Linked DNA regions of Homo sapiens: region 1 is linked to region 2. A link is an interaction called in ENCODE POLR2A ChIA-PET data of the cell type or tissue named here. Cell type or tissue: IMR-90. All regions are shown on one strand. Each heading gives the region's core, and the rest is flanking DNA. Links, peaks and the distances in the headings are about the cores only. Region 1 overlaps FRMD6 (FERM domain containing 6). Region 2 overlaps FRMD6-AS2 (FRMD6 antisense RNA 2).

Evidence for each region. ChIA-PET counts read pairs that join two places held together with the same protein. Peaks named below come from ENCODE experiments on the same cell type or tissue, not always from the same donor. Only the 100,000 strongest peaks of a DNase experiment are listed, where the experiment ranks them.
Region 1: POLR2A ChIA-PET joins it to region 2 with 6 read pairs; 15 of 35 experiments call an interaction of 5 or more read pairs at or near these places.

What each region holds. Positions count from the first base shown.
Region 1 is chr14:51,659,628-51,662,442 of GRCh38, reverse strand. The region is part of intron 1 of FRMD6 (FERM domain containing 6); the gene reads right to left. Among named protein-coding and RNA genes, the nearest start is that of FRMD6, 9.1 kb to the right of the region's middle. In IMR-90, for the core only: no CTCF peak of the experiment used is centred there; no DNase peak of the experiment used is centred there.
Region 2 is chr14:51,538,180-51,540,994 of GRCh38, reverse strand. All of the region lies in intron 2 of FRMD6-AS2 (FRMD6 antisense RNA 2), which reads left to right. It also overlaps a transcript of FRMD6 not described here. Among named protein-coding and RNA genes, the nearest start is that of FRMD6-AS2, 60 kb to the left of the region's middle. In IMR-90, for the core only: no CTCF peak of the experiment used is centred there; a DNase peak (open chromatin) is centred at 1,194; H3K27ac peaks cover 224 bases.

The DNA of each region.
Region 1 (2,815 bases), core at 51-2,550, 120 kb before region 2:
TTGTACCAGTATCATGCTGTTTTGGTCACTGTTGCTCTAATAATTTGAAGATGGTACCATGTTGCCTCCAGCTTTGTTCTTTTTGCTTAGGATTGCCTTGGCTATTCAAGCTCTTTTTTTTGGTCCCATGTGAATTTGTAAATAGTTTTTTTCTAGTTCTGTAAAGAATGTCAATAGTAAACTTCCATTCTTTATGGACAGAATACCTTATGTGTGGTACTCCATTATAGTATCAAAAAACAATCTAAGACAAGGATCAATAGATTGAATTAAAGAACACATCTTTACTAGAAATGAAAAAGTCTTTAAACAAAGTATGAGTATTTTCAAGATATAGTTCTCATCCAAAGACATTTAACAAAGAACTAAAAAACTGCATAGAACCGTTTCTCTATTTCAAAATATACAAACTACAATCTATATACTAGAGCCCTACCCCTACCAATAATAACTAGGGAAAAGCTCAAAGGCTCCCTAACCCTGACAAAGCCTGCTGAAGATATGCACGGCCTCCAACATTCCCATTTCCAAAGTCCCACTGCACATCCTACCAGGCATATTAAAATGTACCCACATCAATATTGAATATTTGTAATATACAAAACTGAATTACAAGTAATAGTTATCTTTCATAAATTTTTTATTCTCTTTGAACCCACTCCAATAAGGTTTTCATCTCCACTTCTCCAGTGACACAGCTCTTGTCATCATCACCAATGACTCCCCAGGTTGCTAAATCCAATGAGCAACTCTCAGTCTTCACCCTGCTTGACTTCTCAGCAACATGTGAGCTAACTGATCCACTCTTCTGCTGGAGATATTTTCTTTGACTACAAGGACATTTTTCTAATTTTCTTCCTATCCTCTGCTTGCTCCTTTTTAATTTTCTTTTACTGATTCCTCCTTATCAACACAACCTCTAAAAGATGAAGCATCCAGGTTTAGCCCAAGACCATCAACGCAATTAGAAAAACAACTCATAGTTCATTCTTCCATTGTGTAGATCAATAGAGTTCACAATATCTTCTAGTGATAACATTGTTACTCAAGGAATGGAGACACTTAATTGGGTTCACTATGTTGGAAAAACGTGCATAATTACTTTGGCTTAAAACACTTCTTGGATTATGTGTGTGATTTCTTCTTCTCTCTACAAACTGTAAATACTGATATGCCCCAAGGCTTGGTCCATAAGCCTGTTTCTCTGACTACACATATTCCCCAAGTGATCTCACCCAAATTCTGTTGGCAACTTCCAAATTTGTATCTCCAACTTAGACCTCTTCCCTAAATTCCAGATTCCTACAGCAACCAGTGATTCTATTAAAATGCAAATCAAATCCTCTCACTCCTCTGCACAAAACCTGGCTCCCCATTCCACTCACAGTCAAGTCCTGAATACAGTCCACACAAGCCAAACATGTGCTCTCCAAACATCTCTAACCTTATCTACTACTCCTTCTCTCCCTGCTCTCAGTGCTCCACCACTGTGGCCTTCTCCCTGCTCCTGGAACACATCAGGCATGCTTCCGCCTGATGCCTTCACTAGTCCCTCTGCTGCAACACTTTTCCCCCAGCTAGCTCTGTGTGGCTCTCTTCCTCCTTCAAGCCCTCTTCTCAGTGAGGCCTACCTTGACTATACTCCACCAAATCGCAAAGTCCCTGCCTCCCTCCCCCAGCACTCCTACTGTCCCTTAGCCTGCTCTACTTTTTCTTTTTCCCATCAGGCTTATTACCTTCCAAAATACTACAACACTTATTTTCTTATGCTGATTGCCTCCTAATAGAATATAAGGTCCACGAAGGCAGAATTTTTTTTTTTTTTTTTTCCTTTATTTTATTCACTGACATCTCTCAGACCTAGACCAGTGCCTGGCATATCCTAGGCATACATTATATTGAATGCATGAATTTAAACATTTAATAATTTTAATTTCATAGTTGTCTTTTAATATTTGAGATTTTTACCAGATCTTGCACATTCTGTTGCTACTAGAAAAGCCCCTTTTCTATGGGCTTGAAGGATAGAAAAATCTTAGCCTGACTTCACTAACCAGTATAAATCCAGTGGCCCCAGGAAGGCTGGGAACATCCTATGTGATCATCCTTGATTTTGGACCCTAAAACGAAAGCTCAACTTCACACTCATCTGGAAACATCTAATATCTTTTCAAACACATGTATTTTGTTCCCCCAACTAGACATGAAACACATTGACAGAAATTGCACAAAGTATTCAGCACAGTCCTGAATACTTCATAAAGACATAAAACCTGGCTTTTGATGGACTTAGTGAACATTTTTAAAGTGCTAAGTTTACTAAGCTCAAGATTTTACACACACAATCAAAACGGGGAACTGGGTTATCTGGACTAGGTCCCCCGCCCTTTAACAAACAGATCAGAATGATACAGCACGATTCTTCTAGAGGATCCTGTACCTTTTTTAGCTGAGCTCGTAATTAGGCTAGTTAGATGAAAATGTATCTTTCTAAGGTGTTTAACTGTGTCTTTCTTAAGTTTCTTTGAATGAATGGTTTAAAATCTCAAACTCTGGCCCTCATAACAGAAAATCACAAATGGTTCTGACCCACATTATATAAACTGTGCCAATGGTTAGGGGTTGGGAATAAAGAACTGCTTTATATCAATAATAGTGGCTTTCTTCAGAAGTACTCACATGAAGCCATACAGGGAACATGAGCAAAAGACATGGGCCAGTCAGTGGTACTCTTTAAAAGAACTTTGCACAACATCAGTCACCGTAAGGAGAATTTTAAAAATCTGCAGGCTGGCTTTTTTGACATATGGAAAGA
Region 2 (2,815 bases), core at 152-2,651:
AAGAGAGGGTACTTCTTGCATGGTGTTTACCTTAATATATTAGTCTAAAAAAGTAAATGGATTTGAGTATTGTGCTTTCATAAACTTCCTTTTCCATTCTTGTTTCAATATGAATTCCTAGTATTTTAAAATTTCCTATGACAAAGCATTGAAAAACCATGACTAGTAAGCTATATTTTTCACTTTTGAATCATTTTCCTTTAAATTTTATTGACAGCAAAACAATTATTTCATTTATTTGCTCATGGAATTTATTTATAATAAATTATCTACTCCAACTAAAAATTAAGTACTATAAATATTTGTATCTTGTGGCACAGAAGATAAAAAGGATGAGCCTCAGGACAAAATAAAAAACACAGGAAGTGAGCTTACTTCACAGGGCTGTAAAATCTACTTTGCAAAGCAAGTTTGCCATGAATCATCTTATTTAAGACATTCTGTCCAATTTTCATTGAGCCTCTACTCTAAGCCAGGCATTGTGGTAGCCAATGAAGACCCAAAGACAAAACAGCACGGCCCCTATCATGATGGTGTCGCAGTTTCACAATACAATATTTCACCACGGGTAAAAGGTCTCAAAACACCTGAAGCAAAACCCCATTTCAGATGCATAAGGAACATCTAAAATATACATCAAAGTGAAAAATATCTACTTCCCAACCTTCTTTCTCTGTATGCAAACATTTTCCTTCTGTCCGGCCTGACAACTGGAACATGGATTCCAAGAATAGGGCAGAAAGTTTGTCACACACCAACAAGTGGCAGCCCCACCATATCTTGGCTCCATTTTTTTGGCCCCTGAGCTAGTCTTCTCTTGGTTCCCTATCACCCTCAATGTTTCTCCTGATTCTGGGGATCTATGCCATCACCAAAGCACTAGAATTTCAATTAAGAAAAAAAACACGTTCTAACTATTGCCACTGATATTTATAAAGCATTCAGGGTGGGCAATAGTTGGAAGGCTCTAAAGCATTCTTTTTAAGACAGCCAGCACACAAAGTGTGCCTTTTGTTGGAGTGTTCCAAGAGAATATTTTTCTTGCTAGTCACTGGAACAGCTGGTTGGGGATTTCCCTATTTTTGTTAGAGTGAACTAATTTGGTAAGGAAAGTAAATGAATCTTTTCAACTCCCCACCTTCCTCTACTCCCCCCACCCTCATAAGTCAGCTGTACCTCAGGAAAGGTAAGAAGCAGACAAAGAAGTCATCTGCAAATGACTCAGATGGCTGGATTTTTCTTTCTGGGTTTCCCACCACAAGGCAAGAAACTTTAGTAGAGAGAGAAAGGTGGGGGTTGGGGGAACCACGTTACTGGCTACATACTCAATGCCTCTGCTCTCCCAGACAATCACATTCCATTCTGGAATGTAATTGCCCAGAAGGAAGCCAGAATTGGTTACATAGATGGTATGCCCAACTTTAAATTTGCTCCCCCTACCAACCTGCCCAAAGTTCTTTGTGATAGGTGCATGTTCCCAATGCTATCTATGTATTCATTTTTTTCTTTCAAAAAATGCTTGTTAAGCATCCACTATGTGTCAGGCACTATGTAGATGTTGAAAAATATAATAATGAGAAAAACAGAGGCTTACTGTCTGCTGGGGAAATAGACATTGGTCAAAATATAACACAAATGAGCTCATAAGCTAAGGTAAATGTTGAGAAGAAACACAGTACTATGATGGCTTCCCAAAAGGGACAGACATGGACTGAGGTGGGGGCAGCTCAGGGAGGGAGAGGTGAAAAATAGTTAACTAGGTGGAAGAATTCAGAAGGGTGACATCCAGACAGAAAACAGCATGTGCAAAGGCCCTGTGACAAGGGGGAGCTTAGTGTGTTAGAGAAATTGAAAAAAGGTCAAAAACGGTGGAATTCAGAAATGAGGAGAGTAGTGCAAAGTGGAAGCAGGACCCATCAAAAATAGAAAAAGCCCATTAAAACCAATACCTGAGTCCAACCAGGTTTTGCCATACAAGATCAATATATAAAAGTCCATTGTATTTCTAGATGCTAGCAATGAACCATCCAAGAACGCAAAACTCCCCAAATTGATCTACAGATTCAACACAATCCCCATCAATATCCCAGATTATTCCTTTGTAGAAATAGACAAGATAATCCTAAAATAGACAAGATGATCCTAAAATGAAAAAGCAGAGGACATATTTCCCAATTTCAAACCTTACCACAAAGCTGTAGTAATCAAGACATTGTGGTACTGCTGTGAAGATAGACACGCAGATCAATGGGGTAGCACTGAGAGTCTAGAAATAAACCCTATTATCTTAGGTGGCTAGTTGATTTTTGGCAAGGGTGCCAGGAAAATTATGGGGAAAGAATAGTTTTATAATAAATTGCGCCAGAACAACTGAATATCAATATTCAAAAGAATGATGTTACACCAATATCTCACACCAAATACAAAGATTAATTCAAAACATATAATTGACCTAAATACAAGCATTAAAACTATAAAGCTTTCAGAAGAAAACAGGAGTAAATCTTCCTGTTCTTGGATTAGGCAATGATTTCTTAGCTATGACACCAAATTCACATGTGACAAAGGAAAAGAATTGATAAATGGAACTTCATTAAAATTAAAAACTTTTGTGCTTCAAAGTACACCACCGAAAAAGTAAAAAACCCACAGAATGGGACAAAATATTCTCATATCATAGATAAGTCAAGTGAGGGACTTATAACTACAATATATATTCTTAAAACTCAACAATAAAAAAGACAACCCAATTTTAAAATGTACAGAGTTAACACATACAAAAATATGAATCTAGACACAGACTTTGTACCTTTCA